2 separate regions of the Homo sapiens genome follow, and region 1 is linked to region 2. Evidence: chromatin loops called from intact Hi-C (ENCODE). Cell type or tissue: transverse colon. All regions are shown on one strand. Links, peaks and the distances in the headings refer to the core of each region. The heading gives the core; the rest is flanking DNA.

Region 1 (16,928 bases), core at 5,748-13,747, 77 kb before region 2:
GCAGTAAACTCCTTATAGCTTGTTTTCCTTCCCAAATTTGTGTTTTTTTAAGGTTTATTCAGTCAGCCCTGTGTATCCACAGGTTCTGCAAATGTGGATTCAACCAACTGGAAATAAAAAATGTTTGGAAAAAACAAAAAGCAAACAATAAAAAAACTACAAATAAAAACATCAAGATAATAACTATTTACATAGAATTTACATTGAATTGGTACTATAAGTAATCTAGAAATGACTTAAAGTATGGGGGAGGATGAGCTTTGGTTATTTGCAAATCTGTGTCATTTCCTATAAGGAACTTCCGGATTTGTGAATTTTAATATGGGGGTGGGCCTGGAACCAATCCCCCAGGGATAAAAAGGGACTACTGTACTTCTGCCAAAATAATATTTATGCAGTGAGCAAAGAGAGTTAAAGGTGCTGTTTAGAATAGTTTTTTCAGGAAAACACAGTTGTCTAATTGGAACAAAAGGGATTCATCTTTTCTCAAGTGCAGGCAGATATTTGAATATAAATTGACTGAAGCTTATGAAAGAGACATGTCGCAGAAGTGTGCTTACTTGACAGGATTCCTGGCAGCATCTGGATCTTGGGCTGTGACGGAGCCTATTGTGGTGTTTATCTGAGCATCTTCTCTTATTTGTAAGATGTAGGCCAGTTTGCTGAAGACAGGTGGCTCATCTACATCCTCCACCACAATTCTAACCGTGGCTGAATCTTTGAAAGGCCCCAAGTAGAGAAATCGTGGCTCAACATAAGGATTGGAGGCTTCCACTTTAAGGGTATACACTTTCTTCTTTTCAAAGTCCAAGAGCTTGAGGTTGGGGGTGGGGGAAGAAGTGACATATTTAAAGCAGCCAAGACACAGAAAGCCAAGACACGAAACATTTTTGGTGTAAACCACTGATAAATGAATGCGATCATATTGCTTAGAGAAACACATTTGTGTGATATTGGGCAAAGGGAGAAAAGATAAGATGTAATTTTTTTTCTTATATCTAGGCTGTTAGGCAGGAAACGATTATAAAGTTTGTGAAGGAGTTCAGAAGCCACACAGCCCTGAAAAATGTATGGGCTGAGACCATGCCTGCTGTTGACTTAAAAGTGGGTAGTGAGGTACAAGGCATCATACCAGGCAGGAAGGGCACTTGGAAGCAGGAGTCTGGTAGAGCCCACACTGTCCCCACTTAAAAAATACTCATGTTTCACTAGAGGGGGCCATCAGGGGCAAGTTGGCAAATACACAGTGGGTTATTCCATGTCAGATGTTCTCACATCTGGCTTTTTTTTTTTTTTTTTTTTTTGAGACGGAGTCTCGCTCTGTCGCCAGGCTGGAGTGCATTGGCATGATCTCGGCTCACTGCAACCACTGCCTCCCGGATTCAAGTGATTCTCCTGCCTCAGCCTCCCGAGTAGCTGGGACTACAGGCACTCACCACCAGGCCCAGCTAATTTTTGTATTTTTAGTAGAAACAGGGCTTCATCATGTTGGCCAGGATGGTCTCGATCTCTTGAACTCGTGATCCACCTGCCTCGGCCTCCCAAAGTGCTGGGATTACAAGCGTGAGCCACGGTGCCTGGCCATATCTGGCTTTAATTGCACTGATGAGTGTTTAAAACTGGCCAATGTCTTGGCCCCAGCGTGGACCATTAAACCAACATATCTGGGCGTGCAGATTAATATCTACATTATTAAACACTTCCCCCGGTGATTCTGTGGTGCAGCCAGAATTGAGAGCCACAGGTTTGCATTGTGAATCCCTCATCATCATTCAGACAACACAGATTAAAGTTTTTTTTTTTTGTTGTTGTTGTTTTTTGCATGAGGTAATGAAATATTCCAAATGGTATCCTGAAAAGGGCATTGGGCTAATTATTTGTCAAAGAAAGTAGTGATCATTGTTGTCAAGGGTCTTTAGGAAAAGTAGGTCTGCTTTTGGAGACATGGTGAACCCAAATGCTTATTGCTGACTTTTAGTTTTAGATGATAATATGACAAGGCTCACTAGAAACACAATTAATCTAGACGTTGGTGAATGTGATTTAGTCGTCTAGGCAAAATTTCAGTTCGAATCTGATAAGGCACCAAGAAAATTAAAAAGGTTAATGCACACTAATGGGCTTCCTAATTATATTATAGTTTAAAACATTAGTCTGAGTGTCACTTAAACATGTTTTATTGTGTTTCCAGATATTAAGACACGTAATCCAAAGCTTGGGAGGAAAAAAAAATCTCTTGTTATTTACATCCACCGATGCTTTTATTTACCAGAAAAGATTATAGTATGCTAAAGGAGAGAGAAAATATTACACCATACATGATAAAAGTGAAATCATAAGAAGTTAGCCAAAATTAATATTTTTAGTCTTGAAGCATACAATTCATTGGTTTTTAATTTTTGCCGTATTTTTGTATGCTGCTCTGTGGTGCTACACAATTTGGGGGATAAAATAATGAACCAGTACTTTGGAAAAAAATAGAAATCAGAACACAAAAGATTTATTGTTGTGTTCCAAAAAGTAGCTAAAGAGGTACCAGGAAATTTATGGTATTTAATTTAAATTTGTTATGGTATTTAATTTAAACTTGTGGTCTTTATACATCCTCTTTTTGTGATGCAAGTCATCTTGATCACTGCTTGCTGTACTCTCTTCCTTCACAGTATGCATCACAATTTGTAGTTGTATATTTGTTTGTTTGTTTGTTTACTTGGCTCCTTGTCTCTTTCCCCCTAGACTGGAAGTATCATGAGGGCAGAGAACATCTGTTGTATGTACCAGTGCACCTCCAGCACCTAGAGCAATGTCTGGCACTGTTTATTTACTGTTCATTTAAAGTATTTACTTTATATATTTTTACGAATATCATTTGTTTATATTACTTATTTACTTAGGAGGTTCTTAATAAAAATTCATTGGATGTATAGAATTAACATGAATGCATATCATTTTAGGTTCCTGAAAGCCAACCCAAGAGATCTCAGTGTCATTAGAATTGGTTTTCTTTCTTTCTTTCTTTCTTTTCTTTCCTTCTTTCTTTCTTTCTTTCTTTCTTTCTTTCTTTCTTTCTTTCTTTCTTTCTTTTTTTCTTTCTTTCTTTCCTTCCTTCCTTCCCTCCTTTCTTCCTTTCTTTCTCTTTCTTTCTTTCTTTCTTTCTTTCTTTCTTTCTTTCTTTCTTTCTTTCTTTCTCTCTCTCTCTCTCTCTCTCTTTCTTCTTTCTTTCTTTCTTTCTTTCTCCTTCCTTCCTTCCTTCCTTCTTTCTTCTTTTTTTTTTTTTTTCAGAGTCTCACTCTGTCACCTAGGCTGGAGTGCAGTGGTGTGATCTTGGCTCACTGCAACCTCTGCTGCCCAGGCTCAAGCGATCCTCTTGCCTCAGTCTCCAGAGTAGCTGGGATTACAGGCACCCACCACCACGCCTGGCTAATTTTTGTATTTTTAACAGAGATAGGTTTTGCCATGTTGGTCTCAAACTCCAGGACTCAAGAGATCCTCCTGCCTTGGCCCCCAAAAGTGCTGGGATTACAGGCGGGAGCCACCATGCCCGGCCAGAACTGGCATTTTTCTGAAAATAATAAGTAAAATAAAAATCTAAAGGAATGTTTATGTGAGATATAATTGCCCCTGGTAACTTAGGAACTGGAGAAAAGTAAATGGGTTCACTCTGTATGGTGTTTAAGAAGCGGCATTACCTTTTTGACAGTTATAATCCCTTCCTGGGTTTCCTGGTCGGTGATGACATCAAACATATCCAGCCCCTCACCGTCTGTGATGCTGTACTCAATTTCAGCATTTTCTCCCACATCAGCGTCGCTGGCTTTGATTCTGCCAATTGGTGTCCCCGGTGGAGAAGATTCAGGAGTTTTAAACTGGTATGTACCTATTAATCACCAGACAGATATAAGTCAAACATAGACTAACCACACTCTTATCATCATAAAAACAAAACCTATTCTCTAACAGTTCTTTAAGACATTACCATCAGGTAGATGTGTGCTTTCCTCAAAATAACTAATGGTGGCCTGTTCTTCTTATGTCTACTTTCGTGGTTGTTAAGAATGTTTCTTCTATTTCATGACCTGTTTCCTTGCAAATGGAGAACACTTTTCTTGTCTGTAAACAGGCTCCAAAGTTTATGGTGTGATTGTGAGAACAACTGAATGGCTACAGGAGGCATAGAAGGTTTCAAAGCCCTTTGTTAACTTCATCTAACAGAAAGAGTAGAGAAGAATTTAATCTGAACTGCGACTTTTAGTTAATTACTAGGTATTCTTTAAAAGAGTTCTTTCTACCGTTGCTAATAATAGCTGGAGGTGGAAAGAAATTATAGCAACTTGGAGGCTGTATCCAGGTAGATATTCTTTTATTCATACATGGAGCTGGACCTAGTTGTAGAGTTAGAGATATAGGTAAATACATTAAGTGATAAAACTCCTAATTTTTTTCTTTTGACTCTTAAATTTTATTATTTTATGCATAGATTTCTCCCATACTTATATTTGTAATTCTAATTTGAAACCTATGTTTCCTATATAGACACTTTTTAAAAAAAATATGCTCCTGTTGCAAACTTAGTTTAGAGAGACTACATATGAGTTTCAGTTTAGATTGGCCAGGCCATGATATACTTAGCACCAAAAATATAAAATAGTAAAACCAAGGCTTATTCTACCCTTTTCAATTACATTTTGTTAACCATTCATACAAATGATTTGAAAAGAATTTAAACAGTCTATGGCACTACTAAAATGTAGGCGTTCAGTAATAGTAATCCCTTGAGTTCATACTTGGTAAAATGATAAAGCAGGTTAAAAAAATTTTTAAACTTTTTTTGACTCAAGTACGTAACTCAAAAAGAGCATTTTTTTTGGACAGGATTTCCTCCTGTTGCTCAGGCTGGAGTGCAGTGGCGTGATCATGGCTCACTGCAGCCTCAAACTTCTGGGCTCAAGCAATCCTCCCACCTCAGCCTTCTGAGTAGCTGGGACTACAGGTGCACACCATCGTGCCTGACTAATTTCTTTTTACTTGTTGTAGACACAGGGTCTCACTATGTTGCCTCGGCTGCTCTTGAACTCTTGGCCTCACACAGTCTTCCTCCCTCAGCCTCCCAAAGCTCTGGGATTACAGGCATGAGTTGGTGTGCCCCAGGTTAAGTATTCTCTAGTGTTTTCAACTTCCATTTTTAGGGCCTCCTGCCCCTTTCTAACTTCTCCCTCCCTTGCCTTGGCATATTGCTCATTAACAAGTCACAGGCTATCTAAGCAGAGCAGAGTGAGTTACAAATTCCTGTGGTACCAGGGTGCGGGGGAATCCTTATGTTATTCTTCCCCAGGGAATCTCCATATTAAAAAGTAGGTTTTGGGCAAACTGTTGGTGATCCTAATAGTTTTCATTTCAGGCCTCTGTAAGGGAAATGGTAGGCCTCATAGAACCTTTCTTCTACTTGTTATATGAGATATTCTTTAATTAGCTCTGATCTTTTTGCATTTAGCTAACTCTGATTAAAAACTTGAAAAAATAAAGAAAATAAAACTACTTCCTATTGATCCATGTATAGCTCTACCCTAAAGGAAGCCCGTATCAGCTGATTAGTTTTTTTAAAATGTCATGATAGAATGAGTGGGTTTTCTATTGAATAATTGAGATAGCTTTCGTAGGAGATCATGGTCCCAAAGGGATTTTGTTCCTGGATGAAAAGTTACGTTAAAACTAGTTCCCTCTTGGGTAGCTCTATGTGAGAATTTTTAGCATACTCCTGATACCAAGTTGGTATTCATGGAGGTTGTTTTTCCTTCTTCTTCCTTTTATCTAATCACTAGAGTTAATGATTTTGGAGACAACTTTCGGTATCTCAACTAACCATAATGTAGAAAACGACTTATGATTACAAATGGATTAAGTACCTAGTTACTTCCACAGTTGTATTTTTAGAAACAGTAAAATAATAAATCCTCCCCTTATAAAGCTTTGTGAGGATTTAAAAGAGATTACATGCCTGATTAAATTCACAAAACATAAAGTCAAATTTTTTCCAACAAATTGCAGCATGCTTGTATACATATGTTCTGCATGAGCAGATTTATGTCTGTGGTAGTTTTCTTAATAAGGAGAAATGAAACAATGATGTTGCCTTTACAACAACAGCAGAAATCACTCAGGTAATTACCAATAGAGGAACATAAATGTTCACATTTCCTGAGTGTATGCCATGTTGTCAACTCATTTTTAATAAAAGTACCAGTTCTTCTTAAGTCCACTAACTTTGACAATAATGATGACAATGGAAAATAAAAATTCTTAAAGTTCGAGTTTTATAAAAGCACATTGAAGAAATTCATTCAATCAAATGTTCCTACTCTGGGGGAATCGGGGAGGGTTGTCGTTGACATCAGTCAGTGTGATGTTCACGGTGGTGGTCCCAGATAATCCTCCCATCTGGCCGCCCATATCCTTGGCTTGAATCACCACTTGGTACTGCTCCCTGTTTTCTCGATCCATGTTGAGCAAAGCTGTCTTGATAATACCTGTGGATGTGAAATTTAAGAGTGCAAAGGGATGCATTAAGAATACTTTATGGAATCATTGATTTATGCAAACAACATAAACTGTCACCCACAATATGCAAAATGCTATGCAGATGTCATGGTGACATAAAAATAATTATATGCAGCCTTTATACTGAAGGATATTACAACCACACAGGGGAGATAGATACATTAAAAAAAGCCTGTAATACAAGGAGAATAAAAATAAGTACAAGTCAGATTCTGCAATAGTATAGACTATTAAGGGTTATAAGACACTCAATATTATAATTACATTATGGATGTATAAACATTAAGTGTTATAAGATGACACAGCAGAATCTAAAATGGCTTGTGGTATAAAGGTATACTATAATATGCTTGATAAAAGACATTTAGGTGAATTATGAGGAAATTGTTAGGAAAGCCACATACTTGAACTGACTGTTGAGTTTCCCATTATGGATTAGCTAATTATCCCTCAGATACACCTACCATAACGAATGCTCTGAGGATTTTCTAAATTGTAAAACTATGGTCTTTAGAAAATAGAACATCAATTCTCTCATAATGATCATCTTGTATGATTCTAGAGAATTTTGGAATTAAGGTTCAAGGTCTTTCAGCCTTTTAGAATTCCTAAAGCTGACCGTGAACTTTAGTTCAACTGGCCCCAATGACAACCAAAATTTTTAAGTTAGGTTAAATTTATCTCTGTTGTTAGGTTGTTATAAAATAGTTAAAGAACTTCTAAAAGTTTGCCCAATTTCTATGTAAGGTTTATGCTTAAATTAACTTTCTTTCAAATTTCACTGGAGAAGCCTTTATAACCTTCTGCAGAAACACATTCTAGTGCTTAACAACTAATGAAGCGAAAATATCTTTTTTAAAATTTTTAACAAGAATACTTCAGACAACAGGTCAATTTTATTCCTATAGTCCTGCCTTCAGTGAAAGTGCGGCTGCTTTCTGTTCTCCAAATAATAGTACTTCTCTATTTAAATACAGGAGATCACCTCAGCCTTTTGTCCTTTAAGTTGAATAATTCTAATTTTTCATCCTCATTGTTTTTCAACTCAACATTTTCTTTCTCCTTGGGATTCTTTCCAAGTTCATTGCAGCACTTAACACAGAGATTTCCAACTGGATGTGGGAACCTAGGGAAGTTTTGATTTCTACTAAGAATAATGGATGTTTAAAAAATGTATAAAAGGAAATTGACTCATTATGATAAAAATATGTGTGCAATTTACTGTACAATACAAATGATATTTGCTAAAAACAAATCATTATAAGATAGGTTGCTACTTTGTGGAGAAAATACAGAAAACAGAAAAATGAGATGTTGAAAAGAGGATTCCAGATGGCATTTCACTTTGATTAGGACTCCATCAGTTAGGATGGGCTAGACAATGATTTGATAACAAACAATGCAAAATCTTAGTGGCTTCACACAACTAAAGTTTATTTTTCACTCATGCTCTGAGCAGGTAAGCAGGTAGCTTTGTTCACCATACCACTCAGACATTCAGGCTACAGACTACATCTCAACATTGGTTTCCATGATCACTGTGGCAAGGGACAGCAATGTGGCAGATTGTGTACCAGCTTTGAAAATTTTAATTAGAAGCGACTTGTATCATTATCACATTTTATTCACCCAAATAAATCACATGGCTACATCTAATTTCAGAGCAGAATAGAGAGACACAATCCTACTAAATAATTAGAAAAAGAAGATTCTGAATATCTGTAAACAGGCCAATACTATCAAAAAGGGGTTTACCTTTTAGCTTCACCCCAAACTGGAAGAAAACTAAGGCAATACATAATTTTTCTCAATCTACTCCATAGAAAGGGTGGGTGAAAGATTCATTGCCAGATTTTTTGATTAAAATTATTCAGATGTCATGTTTACAAATATATCATTAGTGTTTGGTGGATGTATGCAAGAAAATCCAATCACATTGATTATTTTTATTAAAAATATGCTAGCTCAGCTGAGCATGTCAATTAAAATTATAGATTATAAAAAGGAAGATCAAAAAGTCTAACCTGTTTCTGATTCAACTGAAAAATAGGGCTGTCCCTGTAGAATACTGTAGACAACTTTAGCACTGTTCCCATATGTTGGATCATCTGCATCCGTCGCAGTGACTTGGACAACAAATGTACCTGTAATGACAGAAATATAAACTGAAAACACATCAAGAGTTCATATCAATCTTTGACACACACCAAAACCAGCACGATCTTAATTTTGTATGGAAATATCATGCTGAGGAAGTCGAGAACTTTGGTAGGATGCTGGGTGAAAAAGGATTGGATTCTTTAAAGAAATACAATCAACATTTAGAAATATTTTAAGGATTAGGTTACAGAAAAGCATGGGAATGATCATGACTTGGGGTGGAACTGATTCCAACCCATCTCCAATGGCGGGATTTGACTGGACTCTTGCTTTAGTGATTCTTTCGAGTTATCCAGGACAAAGTCAATCAGCATCTTGCTTCCTTTGTCCACAGGAATTAGTTTAGGAATTGTCCAATCAGGGGCCACTCATGATTTTGCTGGAAATTCTGTCATAGATACTCTTTTTCTTGGACCGTAATGTGCTGATATACATTTGCAGCAGCTATTTTGTGATCTTAGAAATGCCAGCCTGAGGACAAAGCTGGATAGAATAGAAAATCACAGAAAAACAGCTAGAACTCAGATCAAATCCTGTCCAAAGCCCGCTTTACTTTTGGACTTAAGTAATGTGACAAATAAATACTTATTTGTTGTTGTTTAAACTAGTTCGAGTTGGATTTCTTGTTACTTACCAATAAAAGCATCCTAAATGATAAATCTATCTGATAGTTCTAAACGGTTGAAAGACCTTGAAACTTAAAGAATGTAGTTATGGATTACATAAAGAATCAATGAATTGGAACAGCAAAGCACAAACATCTGGAATCTGCAATTCCAAAAGGTCATTATACTTAAATATACAAAGAAGGCTATTACATTTCAGATCAGCATTCTTATTTTAGACCCCACAGTTGCCTAATAATCTTCAAAGTATTCCTAACCCCCTGAAATTCCACATAAATTTTCATGTGTATGCCTACATGTCTATTTCACTGAGGAGAAATTCTGTAGATTTTATATGATCCTCAAAGGGCTCTGTGACTTCCCGAAAGGATAAGAGTCTCGGATTAAGATCACTTAATGGCTGTTTTTTGTTATTTGTATCAGATAACCAGTAAGCATACTGCTGGAGTTCCCCTTTCCATGAAAGGGGTAGGTAAGTTACATCCAGGGAATATTAGGAATTCTACATTGCTTTTGTATTATATAGCCAATTTCACTTATTGAAGAAATAGATTGTAGTATGTTAGGGTTGGATGCCCTGAATGTATAGTGCTGATGCACAAAACAGACCACCCACCGTTGTAATTTGGCAAGGGAGGTGGGGAGACTGAGAACATCTTATGATTTTAGGGTGAGTCAAGTCAACAAACACTCAAGTTCTTATTTAACATTAACACAAAATTTGATTGCTTTAGAATATGATATCTGGACATTTTAAATGTCTATTCGTTGCCAGATATTGTACTAGGGACTCTGTACCTGTTTTATCATCTAATCCTCATGATAGCCCTTTGGAGTTGACATTTATTATTTATTTTTTCAAGATACAAAACTAGAGGATCAGAGAAATCAAATAATTTGCCCAGGGCTACACTGCTGGTTCTTAGTGGAGATAGTTTCAAATTCAGTTCTGTTTGATACCAAAGTCCATTTTTGCTCCCATGCTGTTGTCCCACTGCCTTTATGTAATTTCTCGAAGATGCCTTTCTATAATCACAATAATGAGATATCAATTAAGGATGATCAATGTCACCATAACTGTGTCTGTGTGCAAACTGAAAAAAGCCTTTTTATTTTTCTCAAGACATGTTACTGTCAACTACCCCTAAATGTTTGTAATACAAATTTAATTCTATAATGGCTTCAAAAGTGAATGGCACTCCCTAGAGTTGTGCAGTGCAATACCTGCATAGCTGGTTACAGTTGCCCTGAGTGGTGCTGATGAAGAGACTATTCTTCATGAATTCTTCTGCCTTTTACCACGTAGAGGAGAAATTTTTTTCCTAACAAATTTAAAGAATGCCATTCTATTGCTGCTATAAGCAGTGAAGAAGAAGAAGAAGAAAAAACAAAATTCCAGTCATCTCCCTCTTTGCTTTGTGAGGCTTGCAATTTTTGTAACAAAACAAAGTGGCTTTAAATAATGAGAAAAGCAATTTCTTCATAAGAAAAATGTAGATGTTTTACAACGATTTCCATGGATTTGTTATTTTCTATGTCTTGGATCTGTGAACTACAATGTCTCTGATATCTAACTGACAGAATCATAATAAAGTTAATATGTAATTTCAGCCCTTTTGAATCTGACAGAGTGAAAATAAAAATAATCCTTTATATAAGTAGTTTAAAATTTGTCAGTGTCTCCCATGAAGTATTTCAATGTGGCTAAGAGTGATGTCAGTAGAATTCTTTTTCTTAATTTAAATCCTGTTTACTTCTCTCAATTTAAACAAATTAAATCCACTAGTTATTTAAAAAAGTAGAGGTATTGTGTAAAAAATATTAATTCACTCTATGTATGTTATGAAAGTCTTTTCATTTCCACCATGTAGTAAAGGATCCACTCCCTAGACATAACGTGCCTATTGTTTATGGATTAAAAAAAGTTCTTTGATCTCCTTCCCAAATATACAGTTACTAGTTACTTAAAGCAACTATCACTACTTTTTAGACTGGATTGTAAATGTAAGCTTTTATTTTCTATTTGGGAGATTGTTACTTGGACCCTAACACCCACATAGGCTAAGAGAAGTGGAGAAGGTTGCTTTCAGCCCAAGAAAGAGAATGGGCATTTAGGGTGGGAGAGAAAGGAGATGGTCTCTCTTTCAACCTCCCACTCCCACCCTGCCACTTTTCAGACCCTCTTTAGAGGAAATGTGGTTTTTAAAATAATCACAAAATGAGACTAGAGTAATATTAGGAAACATATGCACTTACAGAAAGGACATACATGGATTGAAGAAGTTAGCATCTAAATTCATGCAGTTCAGTACTTTGAGCTCGTGGGATTCCTTACTCAGTGGATGCACTAGGGGAAAGCCAGCTTTTGGCTGAAGTCACGTCTCACTCACCGACATCAGACATTTCAGGGACAGTGGCTGTGTAAACCTCCTTGGTGAATATTGGTTCATTGTCATTGATGTCATGGATCTTGATGATGAATTCAGACTCGGGCTCCACGGGTCTCCCTGTCCTTCTGTTTATAGCTTGAGCTCGAAGGATGTAAACGGGTTTTTCTTCCCTGTCCAGCCTCTTGGTGGCCTGTATGTCGCCTGTGTTTTCATTAATAATGAAGAGATCTCCTGCTCCATCTCCTGAAAGGATATATTTAAGTGATCCATCTCCTCTATCCTGGTCTGAATGTAACTAGTGTAGAAAAAAAAAATTAAAGAAAGTAAAAGTCAAGCATGTGGTTCTAAACTGTTTTTGTCTTTTTGGTGCATGCTACATTAACTTTTATTAAATTCTTTCTAAGGAATACAAGTTTTTTTTTTTTTACTATTTACGTAACCTCTTAATGGTAAATACCATTCATTAATGAACATGTTTCCTTATAATCATGGAATTTTTCAGAACTGGAACAGAGTTTGGGAGAAAATTTAGTAATCTTTATTTTGAAGAAGGGAAAACAAAAGGCAAGAGCAATAGCAAGGTGGCCAAGGACGTATTAGGGTGGCTGGAATGAGACTCTTTTCACGATTTTCCTATTTTTCACTACAGCTTTCACATTCCACTAATACACTCTCGCCCTCACTTGCATGTACACAAACATATTAGGGAAGCAATATCCTATTTAGAAAAGGACTTTGATTTTTGAATCAGAGAGACTTGGGTATATTCTATTTCTACCTTACATTTATTATCTTGGTGAATTTAGGGAAGCTTGGCAACCTCCTTGAGTCTTTAGTGATAGAGATTATAATCATTTTTTTCTGGGAAGATGTGATATTTATTTATTTATGAAATTCAACTCAAAGCATTTGAGAAATATCCTAAGTGCTGCCAAGGGCAATACCTTGAAAATCACCTGACTAGATAATTTACAGGTCACTTGGAACAATAGCATTTCATATTTATACTTAAGTATAAGATAGGAAAGGACCTTCTAATAATTAGAGCCAACCTAAAATTGAAATAGTCTGTCTTATGAGTGGTGAGTTCCCTGCTCCTAAAGGTAATCAAGCAGAGACTCTGATGACTAACTGTCAGTGAAATGGGTTTGGGTAAAAGTTGGAATTAAATGAATACTAAGGATACCGTGGAAATAGAAGATGAGAATCCTAACTTGGATAAGTAGTCCATGTTTCCTTTCCCAGAGATTATATCCACAGTGTTGATTTCCTATTGTTTCCTAAATTCCCTTTTTCCCACCCAGCAAAAGGTTAGATGATACCTTTAGATGGTACCTAGACCTAACTATAGGTCTATAGGACATATATACACAAACACATACATATATATATATATATATATATGCACACATATATATATATATATATATATATGCACACATATATATATATGCACACACATATATATACATATACACACATACACACACGCACATATATATATATATATTCAGTCTGCAGGTTTTCAGATAATTTAACCCTATTTGCAAATTTTCGAAAAGTGCTTTTTATTGAGGAGGACTATTTATAAACCCCCAGAGTTTTAAGCATCCATGGTATATAGAGAAGTTAGTGTTAGTGGGAAGGCTGCTACTCTCTACCTTGTTTCAATTCTGTCTAAACAGAATATGGGCTATGCTACAACAACAGCAACAACAGTTATGCCAAGTCTTTCTCTTGTTGGTTAATACTGCACAAAATGCTCGGAGAAGCATTACACATTTGAAAATAGACTCTTAGGGCAAAAAGAGACTTTAAAAATAATCCAACCTAGTCTAAAAGTGTATTCCATGTAATATCATTTACAGGAAGTGCTGAGGGAAAGAAATACTTTATATACGGCCTCTTTCTTAGAGTCACTGTTGACATGTCAAAGGCTCTGAGTGTCTGCAGTTTGAAACTACATTTGATTCTGTGTAATTTAGTTTTCCCTGTCTTGTTTAAAGAATCCTTTTTGGGTGTAACTTATATCGATATCCCCCATACCAGTTTTCCAAAAAAGATACTTTGGGAAACATGAACTAATTTAAAATCCATCATTGTAGAGTCAAGAAAACTGAGAATCCGGTGCGTGCTATGTTTCCAAAATCACACAGCTCATGGGAAAAGAGTCTGAAGATTAACTCTTGAGCGCAGGAAGAGGCTTTATAGATTATTTGGTGCAACTTCCTCATATTTAGAGGTAGAGAAACCGTGTTTAATGTAACACAGCAAAAGCTAGTTAATCGTGGTGTTTGGGGAAGAGAATATTATTCATATAATTAGTAGTCTTGAAAGCAATTTGGCAGAAATAATGGAAGATAAATTCGAATGGGGAGGAAATTGCTTAGAAGTGAGATAAATGCAATCAGAAATGTAAAACAAGAGCATCCCATGATTTGAGTGATGGGATATGCTAAGGAAACGCTGAAACCATCATGACACACAAAGAGCCACTGGGGAAAGTTTAACTCTCCATCGTCAAATTCGAATGACTGAAGAGGCTCTTAAAAAGCTATTTCATTAACCCATGAGTAAGGAAAGCAATGTCACCACCTGGCGGATCCTTGCTCTAGGGCAGCTGTGGTCAGCAGCCTGGCACAGTGCGGGGGGCACGTTCCTAGGCATGAGCCATGTTCATTCTTTTTCACTCAGCAAGTGTAAGAACACAGCAGAGTCAATTAACCTCCCTCAGCCAGGATTCTTATCTGCAAAATGAGGATAATAAGAGCTACATGGCCAGGCTGTTGTGAAGATCTAATTGAAGACCACATGCAAATAGTACATTAACCACCATGTAAACATGCAACAAAAGCATAATATGGGTCTTATAGATTACAAAGTGCCTCCCAAATTTAAGAGAGTGCTACCGTTATTAACTCTTAGTTTATAATCAGCATGCTTTTTCTCCTATTTTGACTTTTGAGAACTTTGTTTTGAAGACTTTGAAAACCCAATTTTACAGACACATGGTATCTCTAAGGTAAAATCTGTGATCAAAAGCCAGTATTCTTTAACTGGGCGGCGGGGGGCAATTGCTATCTTTACATATGATTTATTATACTCTGCATTCCACTGGATTATACACTCTCCTCCACTAGTTCTTTCATCGGTTTCAGTATGTAATTGTTGCACACTTAATAGGTGAATTCCACATCTGGTCACAAGATTTATTCAGGTAAAAGTAATCAGAAATGTATTTTTAGCTGTCAGGTGAGACCATTTCGATGACTTATAGAACAAACACCCGAAACAATGTTAAAGGGCAGAGGAGACGTTAAAGAAGAGTGAGAAGAGTGTGAGCAAGGGTTGCTTTGCAGATCACAATTCTGATTTATCAATATTTGAAAACTAGTGGGAAAATGTATCTCTTCTCTTTGCATCGTCTGATAGTAAAGCAATTTCACTTCCTCCCCCTTCCTCCCTCCAAAGTGCATTTTCTGGGTCTGACCGAGTACACGGAGCAGAAACCTCCCAAAGCCTCTGCTTTTTCTCCCCACTCTCCTCCTCTGCCATCAAACTCCCCTGGGGCCAGTTCTTTTCTTGGGAAAAAAAGGAAACATAAGACATCAGTGCCTGTGAAAGTGGTGGTGAAAATCAGACATTAGGGGTTTATTGAGCACTTAGATTTTAATTGGATTTTTTCTTTTGTGATGTCATCCATCATGGCCACTGTAAAAGACAGAAGTTAAACAACAACAAATAAAAGGCTGTAGGCTGCCCAAGGCATGTTTTTACTAATTTCAGTTTAATGTGGCTGTTCCATTAAGTTTAATCATCTGGTTCACTTTTAACGATTCACCATCAAGTAAAAACTATCCACTTGCCACAGAAAGTCACATCTCACCTGTCGCTGGTAAGACTTTTTACTACTGTACCTGTAGCATTTCGTGCCAGAGGGAGCTCTTGGTCTTTGTCTGTTTCCTCTGTTGATTTTTAAAATGTGTTTACTTATTAAGAGATGGAGTCTCACTCTGTTGCCCAGGCTGGAGTGCAGTGGTGCGATCTCGGCTCACTGCAACCACTGCCTTCCAGGTTCAAGCAATTCTCTTGGCTCAGCCTGCCGTGTAGCTGGGATTACAGGCATCCACCACCACACCTGGCTAATTTTTTGTGTATTTTTAGTAGAGACAGAGTTTTACCATGTTGGCCAGGCTGGTCTCAAACTCCTGACCTCAAGTGATCTGTCCGCCTTGGGCCTCCCAAAGTGCCGGGATTACAGGTGTGAGCCACTGTGCCCATTTTTTTTTTTAATACAGCATCTTGGCAAATAAACACAGGGATTTTGGTTGTAGATGTAGCTCCATGGTGGGTGGGACCAAAACCATGGCAGCATCTTTGCCTGCTGGGTGTTGTGGTTTCCTGGGGACACAGCATGTTTTTACATGCTAAATGTGCTGAATTCCAACTTGACTTTAAATCAAATTCAAAGGCATAACAAAGATTTTTAGTCGTCTATGAAGCCAGCTAATGCTGCCTTATTGCTCCCATTTCCTGTGTGTCCCCAAGTCACCATCTGAGTCAGTGACCAAATGCAATCTCCGCAGCATATGCATTGTTAAGACAGAAAACAGTCCAAACAATGTTGGTGAGGGTGTGGAGAAACGGGAACTCTCATACACTGTTGGTGGGAAGGTAAATTAATTCAATCTCTATGGAAAACAGTATGGAGATTTCTCAGAGAACTAAAAGTAGAATTACCATTTGACCCAGCAATTCAGTAGATCATTCTGTAATCTATCCAAAGGAAAAGAAATCATTCTATCAGAATGACACCTGCATTCATATGTTTATCATAACACCATTCACAACAGCAAAGGCATGGAACCAACCTATGTGTTCACCAACAGTTGACTGGATAAAGAAAATGTGGTACATATACACCCCAGAATACTACAAAGCTGTAAAAAAGAATGAAATCATGTCCTTTGCAGTAACATGGATGGAGCTGGAGGCCATTATCCTAAATGAACTAACACAGACACAGAAAATCAAATACCACATGTTCTTACTTATAAGTGGGAGCTAAACAAAAAGTACACATGGACATAACATGGGGAAAATAGACTCTGGGACTCCAAAGTGGGGAAGAAGGGGAGTGATGGCTGAAAAATCACCTACTGGGTACAATGTCCAATACTGGGGTGATAGGTACACT
Region 2 (16,928 bases), core at 3,417-11,416:
CTCATCTTCAAAAGCCTAGTTTTTCACAACGTATTTGCAGTCCCAAACAGTTTCTGAAAATAGCAAAAACGACGAATTTGTGTTCCTAGTTTGTAAAAGCATTTCATGTTCAAGAGGAGTTTGAACTGACCGTTTTCTTCTCGTGTTGGTAGGAAGGAGGTGGGGACCCTGGGAGAGGAGGCAAAAAGGGACAAGAAGTAGGAGAACTGCACTCTGGTTGTGAACTTCCCTAATATGCTGTGTGAACATGGCCAAGTCGCACAACCTCTCTGTGCCCTGGGTTCCTCTTCCAAGAAAAGAAAGCGGCTGATTACTTGAAGAGATGATCACTTGTATGCCATCAGAAATAAGTACTCTGGGCCGGGCGCAGTGGCTCATGCCTGTGATCCCAGCACTTTGGGAGGCCAAGGTGGGCGGATCACCTGAGGTTAGGAGTTTGAGACCACCCTGGCCAACATGGTGAAACCTCGTCTCTATTAAAAATACAAAAATTAGCTGGGCGTGGTGGTGGGCGCCTGTAATCCCAGCTACTTGGGAGGCTGAGACAGGAGAATCACTTGAACCTGGGAAGGGGAGGTTGCAGTGAGCCGAGATTTTGCCACTACAATCCAGCCTGGGTGACTGAGTGAGATGCTATCTCAAAAATACATACATACATACGTACTCTGTGTATACTGTTCAAAGTATATTTTTCTGTGTAATGAGAACATGTCTTCTCAAACCTCCTACCCAATGGGCTACTTAGTTATATCTAACCTGAGAAGTGCATTACTTTATTTCAGGAAAAACCCTATTCTTAGGGCAGCAAAGGACCAGGGCAGGATGTAGGACTCTATGTTTCTCCTGCTAATTATACCTGGGGTATGTTGAATGGAGTATGTACTTGGAATGTGCATTCTGGTTCATTTACTTACCAGCTACGCAATTTTAGGAGAGTTATTTAACCTCTGTGCTATTCAGATTCCTTATCCACAATACTCTGTGGGGAAAACCGCACCCACCATGCAGTACCATTATGCACATTTGAATATGTAACACAGTTGGACAGTGATATGGTTTGGCTCTGTGTCCCCACCCAAATCTCATGTCGAATTGTAATCCCCACTGTTGGAGGATAGGCCTGATGGGAGGTGACTGGATCATGGGGGTGAACTTCCCTCTTGCTGTTCTCATGACAGTTAGTGAGTTCTCACACAATCTGGCTGTTTAAAAGTGTGTAGCACCTCCCCCTTCTCTCTCTTCCTCCTGCTCCGGCCACGTAAGGTATATCTGCTTCCCCTTCGCCAACCACCAAGATTGTAAGTTTCCTGAGGCTTCCTCTGCCATGCTTCCTGTACAGCCTGTGGAACTGTGAGCCAATTAAACCTCTTTTCTTTATAAATTACCCAGTCTCAGTAGTTCTTTATCGCAATGCGGGAATGACTAATACAGACAGTGTATGTCTAGAATGAGCTCTCATGTTGTGTCTATAGTAAGAGTAATAATATCAACAAGCCCAAAGAATACATGGCTCACATCCTCTGAGACTCTGAGGGATGATGTCAGCCCTCTGCGTTGATGCAGTGTCTTCTATAAACACAAAGCCCAGAGTCATTTATGCATCAAATAGAACAGTTAGAACAGAAATCGAGCCATAAAAAGGCATGATTACCAGAAAATCATTCATTGGACAACTCCGTAAAACAGGGTTTCAAAACCTCAGCACTATTTGCATTTGGGCCAGACCATTCTTTGTTGTGGGACTGTCCTGTGCATTGCAGGATGTTAGTGGCATCCCTGGCTTCTACCTGTTAGACACCAGTAGCACCTCCCAGTTGTAACAGTCAGAGATGCCTCCAGGTATTGCCAAATGTTCCCTGGGGAGCAAAATCACCTGTAGTTGACAACCATTGCTTTAAAATTATGAGTTAAGCAATACAGAAAACTTGGCTGAAATATAAATATTGTGAGATTACATGTTAATTTATAAAGGCTAAAAAGAGTATTGAGAGCTGGGTGCAGTGACTTATGTGTGTACTCCCAGCACTTTGGGACGCTGAGGAAGGTGGATCACTTGAGCCCAAGAGTTTGAGACAAGCCTGGGCAACAAGGCAAAATCCTGTTCTACAAAATTTAGAGGGGTGTGGTGGCACGTGCCTGTAGTCCCAGCTACTTGGGAGGCTGAGGTGGGAGGATCACTTGAGCTTAGGGAGGTCACGGCTGCAGTGAGCCATAATTGGGCCACTGTGCTCCAGCCTGGATGACAGAGTGAGACCCTGTCTCAGACAAACAAAAACCCACTAATGAGAGTGATTCAAATTTTGTCTCTGGAAACTTGGAGATTAACTGTGTCTTCTAGCTGTCCATATTACTTTAGATAATTTACTTAAACTCTCAAAGTTTAAGTTCTGTCATTTGTGAAATGGGGATAAAAATCATCCATGTCTTACAGGGTGATATGGTTTAGCTGTGTCCCCACCCAGATCTCATCTTGAATTCCCACATGTTGTGGGGAGGACCCAGTGGGAGGTAACTGAATCATGGGGGCAGGTATTTCTTGTGCTCTTCTCACGATAGTGAATAAGTCTCATGAGATCTGATGGTTTTATAAAGAGGAGTTCCCCCGCACAAACTCTCTCTCTTTGCCTACTGCCATCCATGTGAGATGTGACTTGTTCTTCCTTGCTTCAGCCATGATTGTGAGGCTTCTCCAGCCATATGGAGCTGTAAGTCTATTAAACCTCTTTCTTTTGTAAATTTCCCAGTTTCAGGTATGTCTTTATTAGCAGTCTGAAGACAGACTAGTACGCAGGGTTACCATGAGGATTAAATGAGATAGTGTCATAATGTTGGGCCCACAGAAGCACTTAGTACATGTTGACAATTATTTTTTTCATTGTTGTTTATCGCCACTGCCACCACCATTGTCATTATCACCATCATTGATAAATCTTTCTCTATGCAGCAGGGCAGTATTCTTCAATCATAAAATATAGCTTTAAAAAATAATTATTTTGGCAAATACATTTTAAATTCTTTTATAGAATTTCAAACTTTAGCCTTCCAAATGAAGGGTGCATCAAAATATCCATTCTTCTTTCTTTTCACTTGTCCATTAATTAGTAATGATTATATTGGACACAGTTAAACATGCCTTTCATCCACTGATGCCCACAAGGAATCCAGTGCAACATACACCACCGGAACCAAAATGTAATGTTAATAGAAATTAACAAAAGACAAATCATTCCATAGCATACTAATTAGTTTTTTAAGAATGAAATCACTGAGAGCTGCACATTCTACAAATAATTACAAACAAGAATAAAATAAGAATCTCATTAAACTATTTAAACAAAGTACTGGATTTACAAAACTCCTAAGTTCCACATTAGAGAGCACAAGTATGTTTCCCAGAAGGAGGGATAATGTTACAAAGCTTCCATTTTTTTGAAATCCTAATTTTATTAGCAGCAAAGTAATTAATTTTTTTGACAACAAATTCTTCAAGGAGAAATAAATACAAAGTCAGAATATTGTGAGCAAAGCAGTTAAAGAAAGAGATGAAAATGCATCAAACAAGTTCTAAGAGCAATTTTTATCCGCCACTGTGAAACTGTGTCCTTAAAATGCGGTTCACTTTTAAAAGGGCTTCTAAATAAATCTCTACTACTCTAAAGATAAAGATGGCATCAATGAACTTGTACATAAGTCAACAGGGAAAGAAAATGAGATGTATTTTTTTCAGGTACTGAAAGACACTGTGTAGCTTGAGAGAGTGAAGAGGTGGCTGAAAAGAATGTGTGTGTGAGAGAGAGAGAGAAAGAGTAAGAGAGAGGAAAAGTGAGAGAGAAAGAGGAAAAGTGCGGGAGAGAGAGAGAGTTGGTATTGCAAAAGAACAAATGAGTTCACCGTCTCAAAAAAGTGAGAACTTTGCAAGAAAATATAGTCCCTCAAATATCTAAGGATCATGGTATTGATTAGGATAATGCACAAAATAATGAAAACAGCAGATGACCTATAATTTATAGTAGATTGGCTTAGTTTTATTTTTGCCAAGTGTAATAGAGGCTCTGTGGAATTAGACAGACTTTGATTTAGGTTATAAAATCACCATTAGTGAATTATTCTACTTTAAGGAAGTTCTTAATTTCTCTGGATCTCAATTTCTCATCTGTGTAATGAATTTATCTCTATATGTGTAAATATATACTTATGTTTTATAGATATTAAGAGGATTAAGTGAGATAAAATGTACTAAAGTCTTAGCACTGAACTTGGCACCCAGGAGATGATTCTAATTGCACTGATATCTGAATCATCAGCAGAAAACACTTTCATATTAAGCTCGATTTAATATATTCCTTTGGAAAGTTTTAATTAAAAAAACTTTCTGTAGCATTGTTCCAGACAAAATGTAAAATGCATAAAATTTGATTCATATGACAAATAGAGAAATAAGGAACTTAACATACTTATATCTAATTCACTTTCTCTGATTTATATGCAGGGCAAACTTTATACCTGTATCAATCACTTTTACAAGGTGGCAGGATTACATTCTTAGAATAAGGAAAAATTGGCATTAAGGAATGTTCATTTGATTGTCAGAGTTTTGTCATTATGTATCAGGTATTAACAGTTACATATTTCCAATATTAAAACATTCCTAGAAGTAGTGAATATCCCTATTGAAAAAAAGTCACTTGGCCATTTTAAGATTTATTTCTCTTGTAAGAAGTTTTATAGAAGGGAAGTCTTTCCTATTTTTAAAACTACAATAGAAAAAGGTATTTTATAGTTGCATTGAAAATGTTAGTGGGTAGAGAAAGGCAAGCTAACACATTCTAAAGCTGACTAGCTGGGAGAAAGCCTCCCGGATGGTTTTACATATGGTTTCTCATATAATCCACACAACAAGTCTAGCAGATTTGATCCCCACTTTTGCAAGTGAAAAAAAAAATTAAATAACTTGAGGAACTACCTGTCTCAAAAACTCCTAACTCGTAATGGCCAAATTGGAATTTTAAGTTTCATGTGTAATATTCTACAACCCAAGCTTGTCTACCACATCACATCATCTTTCTTAAACAACTCTCTCCCCAGTACCTTACATGACATTTGCATTGATTAACTGACGAATGTGCCTAAGCTTGTTAGCTTGTGCAAATTGTGAATAAAAGATCAAGTGCAAGATGGCACCGTCATCAAGTTTCATCATAACTCTAAGCCAGGCTTTCTGATTCCTTCCAATTTCTTCCACGAGTCATCAATCTTTGAAGACAGTCTTTTCTCAGGTGTATTTAATAAAATGTTTAATAAAGGTCAGTGAAAAAATATTGAAAAAAAGATAAAATCTTCATCAATGAAATAAGTTTTTTGAAAATTCTAGAGAATGATTTCTCTCTTAATTCCAAGATTCCATTACTTGGAGCTGTTGCGTGTTAATTCTTTCTGAATAGAATTAAAGTTGACTGCAGATGACTGAAATGTATGTGAGTTGAGCACAAGACCAATAAAGGGTTTCTGGTTCTGGCCTATGAAATCAACACTACTGGTATGTAAGGAAAAGAAGTATTGATTCAACCTATCTAATCAGTAGTGTTTACTTTCTAAAGGGTTCTGGCAGTCAGCTGGAGTGCTTGACTGGTGAGTGAGTGACTGGGGACAGACTGAGTCGCTGCTGTTGACAAAGGACTTCGTCAATGTGCAGCCAGGCTGTGCTTGCATAATGAACATTTGGGACATTTATTAAATCGAATTCTGCTCAAGAGATTCAATTTGCATGACAAACTACATGGTTTCTATTTAAATGTCTCCCCCCTGAACAGCCTGTATCCAGGATAGGGTGAGAATTCAGGCAAGACAGCTTAAGATCTTAGTCAAAGGCTAAGGGAAAGAATAAATCCAGATGTTCAGGATGATGCCCCATGGAAAAAAATCCCTTTAGTTCTTAAACTGGATCAGTCACTTGCTTCCCTACACTCCTTACCCATGCTGACCCCTCTTCCTGGGACTCTTGGCCAGTTTTCATCTTCCCACCCCCAGTTTTTCTCTTGGCTTCCTCCTTTTCATCCTTCAGGTTGGGGGATAAAATATCACTGTTACGAAGAGGCTTTTTATAACTTCTGTATCAGAGAATATGCCCCCTCAGTGATTTGCTACCATTATTTCCAGGTCCACCTTCTTCATAGCACGCATTATAGTTTTTATGTACATATGTATTGACTTATTTGTTTACCTTTTTTTTCCTTCCTCCATGAGACTGTAAGCTTCTCAAGGGCAGGGACTGTGTCTATTTTATTCACCTATGTATACTTAGCACCTAGTTCAGTACTTGGTCCTTAGCAATGCCTCATAATGAAATGAATGAACAGATGAGAGAAGAAATAAATAGAGAATTTGGCATCCCTCACTTTAATAACTCACACTAACTCTAAGAGTATCAGATACTATGAGATATAAGGAGTGCAGTATAATGTGCTTATGAAGTTAAAATATTCCAAACACTTTTAAGTGGATTTAGCATATCTGTTGGAGTTGGTCCTGCTTCCTGAGTTCTCACATTTAAAAAAATCAGTATTTTGCTTTGATTTTGGCAACATGAACAACATTGTCTCATTAATTCAAAAAAGGAACTGGTTAGCAGGTAGAACCTTTGAAACTAGGTCCACACACTGACAAGATGCTTTGATGCTCTCCAACATGGAAGATGTGTCACAGAAAAATATAAAGAACTGTTTTTAATTGTGGAAGTGTACAAAGGAAGAATAAGGTTCTAGCTCTAATTTAATAACAAATGTATTACACTAAACTATGCAAAATAAAAGAGAGGTTTAAGACAATTTTAGTAAGTATCTGAGTTTCCCCATTTAAGACTTAAACGATACAATATGTGTGGAAATTAAGAGGGGAACAACTTTTTCATGTGATATACAACTGTCTTCTTCATTGTATGAACTGTGAATGGAGATTGACCTCCTGGACAAAACAAATTCTGATGGTTGATTGATAGTGCATAGAAGTCACTTGAATTTTTAACATTTTAACTAATTCATTTATTCAATAAATACTTACTGAATACTTGTCCCATGCATTGTTCTAGGTGCTGGGAACCCAACAAAGAACAATATATAACAGGTCTTTTCCCTCCTGGAACTTGGAATCCATCAGGGGAAATTGGACAATATACAAATAAACAAATGAATAGAAGTCATTTCAGGATGAGAAACTCCATGCAGGAAATGAAACTGGGTAATGTGATGGTGTATCTGGGGTGAGCTCAACATATAACTGCCTCATTTACATCATTCATGCCTCAGCTCAAAGAGGGCATGAATGATGTGAAGAAGGCAGTCATATGTTGAGCCTGGAAAGGGAGTTTCAGAGAGTAGGAATGGCAAGAGCAAAAGTGTTACAGGGAAAATTGGATATGTTTGATGTATTATAGCCAGGGTGCTCCAGAAAAACAGAACCTACAGGATGTGATGTGTGTGGCTGTGTGTATGTGTATCTCTCTGTCTCTCTCTACCTACCTACCTATCTAGAGAGAGAGACTTTAAGGAACTAGCTTGCACAATTGTGGATGGAGGCTTGGTGAGTCAAAAAAATCTGATGGCTTATCTTGTAGGACTTTAAAACACAGGTAACCTGGAGACACAGAAGAGAATTGCAGTTTGAGTCCAAAGGCCATCTGCTGGCAGAATTCCTTCTTGCTGTGTTTGTGTGTTTGAGTCTTTGTTCTATTCGGCCTTCAATTGCTTGGATGAGGCCCTCCTACATTATGGAAGCTAATCCGCTCAAAATCCACCAATTTAAAAATGCGTTGATCTCATCCAAAAATCACCTTAATAGAAACATTTGGCATAATGATCTGGGCACCTTGGTTCAGCCAAGGTGACCCATAAAATTAACCATCCCATCTAGGAAAGAAGTTAAATGTGACTGAAGCAGAGTGTGCTAGGAAAGAGCGAAGTGGTAGGGGATGAGAGTGGGTTAGTGCTGTGGGAACCACGGGAGCTTTTGAAGCAGCAGGAGTAACATGCTCTGACTTAAATTTTATAGATGACCCTGTGTTAGACCCTGGATTTCACAGAAGCAAGAGACAGAAAGCAGGGATACAAGCTGGAGGTCTGTGCTGGAGTTTGGGCAGGGGGAAATAAATTGTGGTTTGGACTTAGGTTCTGCAAGTGGAGAGAGGAAAGGAAATGGATTCTGGACATATTTGGGCAGAAGAGATGACTGTGCTCTGATGGGCTGAATGTGGGGCTCACAGAAAAGGAACCCAGAGCTTACCCTGGGCTTGGGTAGAATGGGGGAAGATAGCAAGAACACACTTAGGAACTTTCTGTCGAAATAAACGAGAGTGGGTCCAATTTCTTTAAAAACAAAAACCCCTGTGCTTTCTCATATCTACAATTTCTACCAGTAAAATGAGCTCTTTGTTAAATGGATGAAATTGCTGTGCCTTTGGAATTACCTACCCATGTTTTACTTTAATTAACTATAAATCTTTGAGACATGTGAGATAAACCTCTTTCAGGTATAGTTTTCTTTTGGCTATAATTTTAAATACAATGATTGAGCATTGTGTCCTTTTTTTCTGTTTTTGTGAATTTATCTGCTTATAAAATGCCTAATTGCTTCATTGGATAATATATTATAATTAAGCTTAAAATAGTAATGGTTGCAAGAACATATTGCAAGTATATTTCAACTTGGTATTTCCATGATTTTAACTGTTCTGGAATTTCAAATGTATTATAATAATAATGCCATTTTTAGTAATTGGTTGTAAAAACAAATTAAAATTAACTTAATAGACTTTAATGACAATAAAAAAACAAATGCCATCTCTATTTCAGCAAGAAAACTACTAAATATCGAATTTTAGCTTCATCTGTACTTACATTCAATTTTTAACTGTATCTTTTACAGTTTTTAACTGTATTTAACAATTTAACAATGTTTTAACTGTATTTAAGCTAAATATAGCTTAAACGAAACAGGAAGCCATGCCTTAAATCCAAGGTTAATGAAAACATTAGTTAAATAGAGGCAGAGCTGGGCCTGGGACTTGGATTTATTCTCTTACTCCTAGAGGCTTTATATTGTAACTTGTGTGTACCTGTGGCTGAGCTGAAAAATGTTCACCCCCTCAACATCAGTTACTGTGTTTTACCTCGCCACCTAACCATTCAGTTCTTTGAGGTTAGGGAGGATGTCTTGTTGATTACAGCATCCCAGTGTCTGGCATGGTGTCTGGCCCAGGTACTTATTAAAGTGCTCAATTAATAGTCCTGAAATAACTGATTGATTGAATCAGTTCACTTGTGAGTATCCAGCTATTTATTTTGAAATAATATAGGTCCAGGTTTTCACACTGTTGGTTATGACGCATTAGTAGGCCACTAAACCCATCTGGTAAGACTGATGAGAATTTAAAAACAGTTAAACGGAATAGAATATGAAAGAACAGATACTTTTTGATGTAGAAAATTTCTTTTTTTGAATAACCTTTGTTTTAATTATGAGTATATATGGATGTGTGCATTAGGCTGTGATGTGAAATGTATTTCTTATTGTGGTTTACAATTTAAAAAGTTGAAAACCACTATATTTGAAAGTTAAAAATGTTTTTCTTAAAACGGATCTAAATTTATGAAAAATTTTGCCTACTAACAAAAGAGAGACAAAGATTATGTGGAAAATTGACTATTCAACACACAGAACATAGAAATGTACGAACCCCACTTCATTTAACAGGTCTATATTGTTGCACCTATACACGCCCTGGGCTGAATTACTGTGAGGAATATCAACATGCATAATAAAAGGTCCCTCTGCTCAGAGAGCACAACAGCACCCAGGGAGAAGGACCCTAAAACCACACATGAGCCTCTCTACCGTCTCTCAACCAGAAAAAGTTTATGGAAATCTTTTCCTCATCTCTTATGCAACTTAACAGTCACATATTTCTAAACTTCATAACTCAGGCTTTTAGTACTACAGTTAAAATCAATTATAAGTTAATTGGCATTTGCGGGCTAGTCAGGAGTCAAACTGCCATTTATTATTTGGTTTTCATGGATAACTGACTTCCCAATGAATTTTTTGTATAAAACCTATCTCTAAGTTGAATACTCCTTGTTGCATTTTTTTTTTTTTTTTGGTGGCAGGGCTTGCTATATTACAGCAGGAGTCAGTGGACTGTTTTTCTAAAGGGCCAGATAGTAAAGATTTTTACTATCTTTACTACCACATACACTAGATGTGTATGTGGGCCATACACATCTCTGTTGCAACTATTTGACTATGCTATGGTAGAGTGAAAACAGCTATAGGCAATACATACACAATTTGTTCCAAAAATTTTATTTATGGACACTGAAATTTGAATTTTATATAAAATAATATGTAATACAGTATATATCATAAAATACTGTTTTTCTGTTGATTCTTTTTAACTATTTAAAAATGGACAAACCATTTTCAGCCTGCAGGCCACACAAAAGCAGGCAGTGGCTGGATTTGGCCTGAGAGCCATAGATTGCTGTCCCCTGTATTGGAGCAACAACATTTTTTCCCTCAAGGCATGTACAGTAATGTTTACGTGCAACTGAATTGACAAAATAAGCATTAGATTGCAAGCAAACTTCTTAAACTCTGAAATTATTTCATTTTTTAGAACAGACCCTAAGTTTTCAAAAAAAAAAAGTCAGATGTATTTTAAGTTCCAAAACTTCATTGAATGTGTACATAAATGCATGATCTAAATAATATAATAGACTATGTTGTAGAACTTTAAAACACCTTAAGACCCCTTTATACTTTTGCTGTAGGAGGGCATAGATTTTGAAAAAAAACCAAAGGGCCTTCTTCCTACTTTATGATGGTGAGTGTAAACACACAGTCATTATCAGGAAACACAGGTTTTAGGTCATCTGTCTCTTGGTTGCTATGTGGAAATTTGCTGTCCATCGTCAAATTGGATAATCCAGGTTTGATTCTGTGAAGGGAGCTGCCTGGTTTCCTTACATGTGAGTCAAGAACTGTGCAAAGCCTTTACCATCCATCTCATTCAATCTTCCTAATAATGTTAGGAGTTAGGACATGGAGAGAAAAAGAGATTTCTCAGGCTCACTCTGCTGGTGAGTACCAGGTGAAGGCTTTGGCTCTTAGACTTGATTCCGTCCTGCATCTGGATACCTGTGGCAAAGCTCTTTACTTTAGACATGGAGACTTTGAATACCCACAATGAGAAAAAAAAAGAGAAATAGACATGGAGACATTAAAATCATCATTTTGGAATAAATAATGAGTCTGCTGCACACCAGACCTAGAATTTTCAATTTACCTAACTTTATCAGAGTTATATTTTTTATTAGGTTACATCTTCAAAGCATTGATTTGCTCCAGTCAGCAATTATTTTACATGGTAGAACTGAATTGGCTTCCAGCTATTTGGTTTTACATTTTTTATTACCTAAATATTGATGGTACCCCTAAACCTATTACCTTCACAGCATTCTTAAAGGTGTGGATAGTAAAACTAGAAAATTAAATGTCTTAAACTATTTCAGGGACCAGTGTAGAAACTATATTGAAACCTAGGTTGAATAGTATTCATACCTACAGCGGTTTATTATGGTCCAATAAATGTAGTATCTATGTGATATTGTACTTAAAGGATTAAAAAGTAATTAAGTGTTTTCAATAAACAAAGTGTCAGAAAGCATCACTAACTAGTTGATTGTGCTTACTAAAGGACTTTTCTTCTAATTATAGTTGAAAATATACTAATGTTAATTATACACATCATTCAAAAGAATATTCAGTGAGAATTATAGCAGAAAAAAGTTGCCAATTTATCCCAAAGTGGGTAAGATACCTCCTCAGCAGCAGGACTATAATTTCAATCATAGAAACTAGATAAAAAAACAGTAAAATCGAATCACTCATATATGCAACTTAATCCATTTCCATTGGATCTCAGGAATGAACTGATATGAATTGTGAAGCTTTTTACATCGAAGGTTCAAACATTTTGAAGCTAGACATTTTGAAAGTAGCGAGATGAATGTTATAGTATGAAATCATTCAAAATTGGCAGTTTCTATGAGGTTCCAAAACTTTATCAGGACATGCTCACATTTTTTCATTAATTTCAGGTCAAAATTTATCTGCAATCAGTAAATAAAGGCTTACAGAAATGTAGTTCCATTGCCAAATGCCTTAGCTTCGAATGTGATTTTCTTCCAATGTGATTTCTTTTAGATACAACATAATTTCTTTCTGATCCTGAGCATATGGGCCTATGCTAATATGAAATGGTGTCTTAGAAAGATTATTTTTGTTTTCTGCAGAGAGCAGTCATCCTTTGACCTATATTCAATATGCGACACAGATCTGATTGTGCAACCACCATTAGCCTCATCCAAATCCCCTAGTTGGAGGTTGGGGCTTAGGTCAGGGACCATTACTCTTGGGTGTCAGAGCTAAACTTAATTAATGCCTTTTAAAAATATATGGATGATATTTTATTCCCCTTAGGATGTAGAAAAATGGCCTGCAGAATTTAATTCTGAAAAACGTTAAAAACAAGAGTGATTGAGTTGTTTGACATGCCTTGTGACCTCTTTCTGAAGTCAGAAGCTTTGCCCAGTGTGTCTGGTTTTTTCCCAGACTGCTGCCTGTTTTTTTTTTTTTTTTTTAAGGCACAGATTCCTTTCCGTGCACCTTTCTGGTCATCAAGGCCCCCTCTGGTAAATCATTGCCGTTTCAACACAGGCCCTCCCCAGTTGTGACGTTCCAGAGCTCATGAATGCCACAGGGGTAGGGAGTTACAAAGTAGAAGCCTCGGACTCACAATTATGAGGAACAATGGCTGTTTCTATGGTGCCAATGGGCAGAGGAGGGAATTCTTCTTGGGAGCTGGTGCTGAAATGTTTAGCAATCATTTTTCAGTGAGAATTGGCAGGTGCCTGCCAGGAGGGGGGATGTTATGTCAGCACAGGTGTCAGAGAACGCGAGAGGTTTCTGAAGGAGGTAATTGACAAATCAGATAGGGCTGGGGAGGGTGAGGGGAAGAGGGCAATGTGCTATTCGGCTGATAGCTTTAAAAGCAATTTTTAACCAACATTATTTAAGAGCCTTTTAGAAAGCAGAACCCCGTTTCCCAGAGGCATCTGCCAACTGACAGTCCAACAGGAAAAGAGGAAACTACTTCCGAAAAGGCTTTAAAAAAAGGACTTTTAGAGGCTGTTAAAAAGACATACAGTCACATTCTGCATAAACCTGTTTAAGCAGCAGTTTATCGCACAGATTGGTCTGTTTCTTTCACTTAACAGTCTGCTGTTTTCCTTTACCCACCACCCTAACCAACCCCTCACCCACGCTCTAGAGCCTTTCACCCAACAGCTAAGGAGCACCCCTGTTTTCTTGCTGAGCTCCACACAGGACAGAGACACCAACAGCCAATTCCTGTGAGTGTGATTTGGAGATACAATTTTGATTTTAAGCATTTCATCCTTGCAGTAAAATGCATCCGTTCTGCATTTGAATATCTGCAACTTGTGCTGCTTGGGAGATTTTCTGATGGGTGGATTGCAGCCTTAATTCTGCGCTTTCATTGTTTGAGTTCTAACATTCTTTCCCATCCTATTATCTACAGATAACATCCCTATTATCTAGCCAGCGGTGTAGCTTGCATCTATGTTTTCAGATTTGAAGAGTACGCATTCAAAATAACTTCTACCACATATTTTTTGAGAATTTTTCTAGAGACATAAAGCTCTCAGTGAAGGAAAAGTAATTATGCTTATCATCTTATCTTCTGTAATTAGTGCATAGTAGGCAAACAATCAGTACTTGTTGAAGATAGAAATGAGTAAATGAATGAGTATGAATAAATGACTACGGGAAAAATAGGAGTGGGGAATAGCAAAGGAAGGTGTCCAGGGGCACCTACGTGGGCTAGAAAAGCAGCTTCAACTAGCTGGTAGCCTTGATTTCTAGAATTATAAGTCAATTCTCCTATTTTATTTGGGGCATTTTTGGTGGTGGAGCTGTGTGTGTGTGTGTGTGTGTGTGCACGTTCATGTGAACACCATGAGTTTTTGATGCCACAGTTGTGATCTATCACTTTTCTCCAGTCGTTACCCCGTGGACAAGGGCAGGCCGGCAAACAGGTTAGAGTAATACCCTCAGGCCAAGATGACAAACTTCTTCACAGATTTTACATCTCCCATTCTTACTTAATTTTGGCTGCAGTTGGTTCACACCTTCCTAAGCCCAAATGAGAATGAAATCGGGTTGCAGATTTTCTAGGGAATGGTGCTGAAGAGGCTCTGAGGAATTCTGAATTTCAGCCGCATTTGGCACATTACGGTTTCAGCCAAATCACGTTTCAGTGAGTAGAATTATGGGAATATTAGCCCCGGTGGCACATTATATTTGTACACAAAAAAATGTCATGGCTCATTCCAATTAATGAAAAATTTTTTAAAAAGCTTGCAGGTTGCTTAAAAATACCCAGGACCTCCAAGTTGATTGAAAATTTGGAAGAAATAATAGTAACAACAGCAATAGCAGCAGCAGAAACATCTGACATTTTGGGGGTATTTTCACATGCTAGGCCCCTTGTGGAAGTTCTATTAGCAATTAACTGAGTTATTCCTCACAACACCTTGATTAAGTCAAAACTATCATTATTCTCATTTTATTGGTGGAAACTGCACGAGAGAAATGTCCAACAGGGCATCTTTTGGACAAGGTAGTTCTTATACTTAGACAGTCAACTTGGGATTCATTCGTCATACAAAAGTAGGACAGATGAAGAGCTCAGTGATGAGATACCCCCTTTTCTCCAAATTTCACACACATACAGCTAGTCTCCTAATTAAATATGGAGCTTTTATGGTTATGGTTCCTTAATTCTGTCCCCAGATTGCTAGGCCAAACAAACAAACAACAGCAAAACCCCACAAAGCACAAAACCCAACCACAAACAAAACATATTTGTCCTAGTTACATTTGCAGAGAGGTGAACTCACACCGTGGCAAGGTCAGTTCTCAGGGAATACAAACAAGATCAAGAACAAAATTTAAGATTCTAGATTTTATTCCACTTTGGGAACATCCTGTTGTGTGGCATACATCACAACCACCTAAATGCATTTGTGAAAAAAAACAACCCCAGAACCTCATTTTTTTGCCTAAAATTACCCAGATAATAGATGTAGAACTCTGTTGGCTTTTCATTTTATATTTTATAATTATTTCTCACACTGTTTTGACTTGGATTTAGATAAACATCTGCATTTCAGCTTATTCGCCTTTCCAATAAAACCTAAAAGAAAAATAAAGTCCCTAAAGAAGGATTTGGGATATTTATAGTAAGAAAGAAAAAAGAAAACTGTTTTGTGATTCTATTTTTGAAGAACATTTTTTTTTTTCAAGTTTCTTAAAGCTCTAGTGGTTAGGAAAGAGCTAAAGGCAAAAACTTTCTTAAGAAGCACTTCAGAACATACTCATAAAGTTGAAGCCCAAGCCAAATCCCCCCACCCCACAGAGCATGGAAAGTGCTCACATAGCCTGATGTCCTTTGAATCTCTTAAGGTTATTTTCTAAATGAGACTATGAGAACAAAATGAAATTATATTTTCCTTTCAGCTAGTTAAGCCTCAAATCCCTAGATGAAAAAAATGTTTTCCTTTTGGACAGTGATGTATTTCTAGTCAGTCTATTCCCAAAACAAACACACCAAAAACCCACTTCACACACAGGCTAAAATAAAAGATAGGAACAGAGGTCCTTCAAATAATTAGTATTGCTCTAAATTGTCATTTTGCAGGTAACCCTCATTGAACAGAATTCGTGGATTTGGGTCTTGTTATCTATTACCTCTAAAGCTATAGTTTATTAAATAGAATTCCATTGAATCCTTTGCTTATACAATACAGTTGGCCCTCTGTATCTGTGCGTTCAGCTTCCACAGATTCCACCAATCATGGATCAAAAATATTCAGGAAAAAAAACCCAAAAAATAACAATACAAAATAATACAAGTACAAAAATACAGTAAAACAACTATTTACATTGCATTGATAGTGTATTAGGTATTATAAGTAATTTAGAGTTGATTTAAAGTATATGGGAGGATGTAGGTAGGTTATGTGCAAATACTTCACCATTTATATAAGGGACTTGAGCATCCTTGGATTTTGGTATCTGCTGGGGGAAGGAGGGGTGTCCTGAAACCAATTCTCTACAGATACTGATGACTGTACTTATATTTTCACTTAGTATCAGAATCACAAAGTATCAGCAATACTTATTTATTTATTTATTGAGATGAAGTCTCGTTCTGTTAACCAGTCTGGAGTGCAGTGGCGTGATCTCGGCTCACTGCAACCTCCGCCTTCCAGGTTCAAGGGATTCTCCTGCCTCAGCCTCCTGAGTAGCTGGGATTACAGGCACGCACGACCATGCCCGGCAAATTTTTGTATTTTTAGTAGAGATGGGTTTCACCATGTTAACTCGAACTCCTGGCCTCAAGCAATCCACCCACCTCGGCCTCCCAAAGTGCTGGGATTATAGGCGTGAGTCGCCGCACCCCCAGCGATACTGACTTTAAGTGACTAAATCATAGTTTATGGTGTTTGTTGACTACCCAGCATCTTTCTCACCCTTTTCTTTCTTCCAAACAGAATCTCAGTTTTGTTCAAGTATTTGCCTTCTGCAAACACACACACACACACACACACACACACACACAATTTAAGAAAAGCTGGTCCCAAGAATGGGTCTTTATTCTAAAAAGCTAAATAGCACCTAGAATTTCCAGCACTTAATATTGTATTGAGTGGTCATATGACCTAAGTTGGCACAATGAGCTGAAGGACATTACCCTTAATCCTTAATTGTGAGAAAGATTTTTTTTTCTCTTT

Evidence for each region. A loop is a pair of places that touch in the nucleus more often than their neighbours do. Peaks named below come from ENCODE experiments on the same cell type or tissue, not always from the same donor. Only the 100,000 strongest peaks of a DNase experiment are listed, where the experiment ranks them.
Region 1: it touches region 2 in a loop (17-fold over the local background); 2 of 110 quality-filtered maps call a loop at or near these places.

Annotation. Positions count from the first base shown.
Region 1 is chr5:31,289,060-31,305,987 of GRCh38, reverse strand. It overlaps CDH6 (cadherin 6), which reads right to left. Exons shown (of 12, transcript NM_004932.4): 3 at 11,732-12,026; 4 at 8,580-8,699; 5 at 6,357-6,524; 6 at 3,690-3,877; 7 at 561-814. Among named protein-coding and RNA genes, the nearest start is that of CDH6, 100 kb to the right of the region's middle. In transverse colon, for the core only: no CTCF peak of the experiment used is centred there; no DNase peak of the experiment used is centred there.
Region 2 is chr5:31,209,905-31,226,832 of GRCh38, reverse strand. All of the region lies in intron 1 of CDH6 (cadherin 6), which reads right to left. It overlaps LOC105374709 (a long non-coding RNA gene), which reads left to right and starts at 9,733. Exons shown (of 5, transcript XR_007058714.1): 1 at 9,733-13,026. In transverse colon, for the core only: a CTCF peak has its summit at 7,629 (motif pointing left); a DNase peak (open chromatin) is centred at 7,632.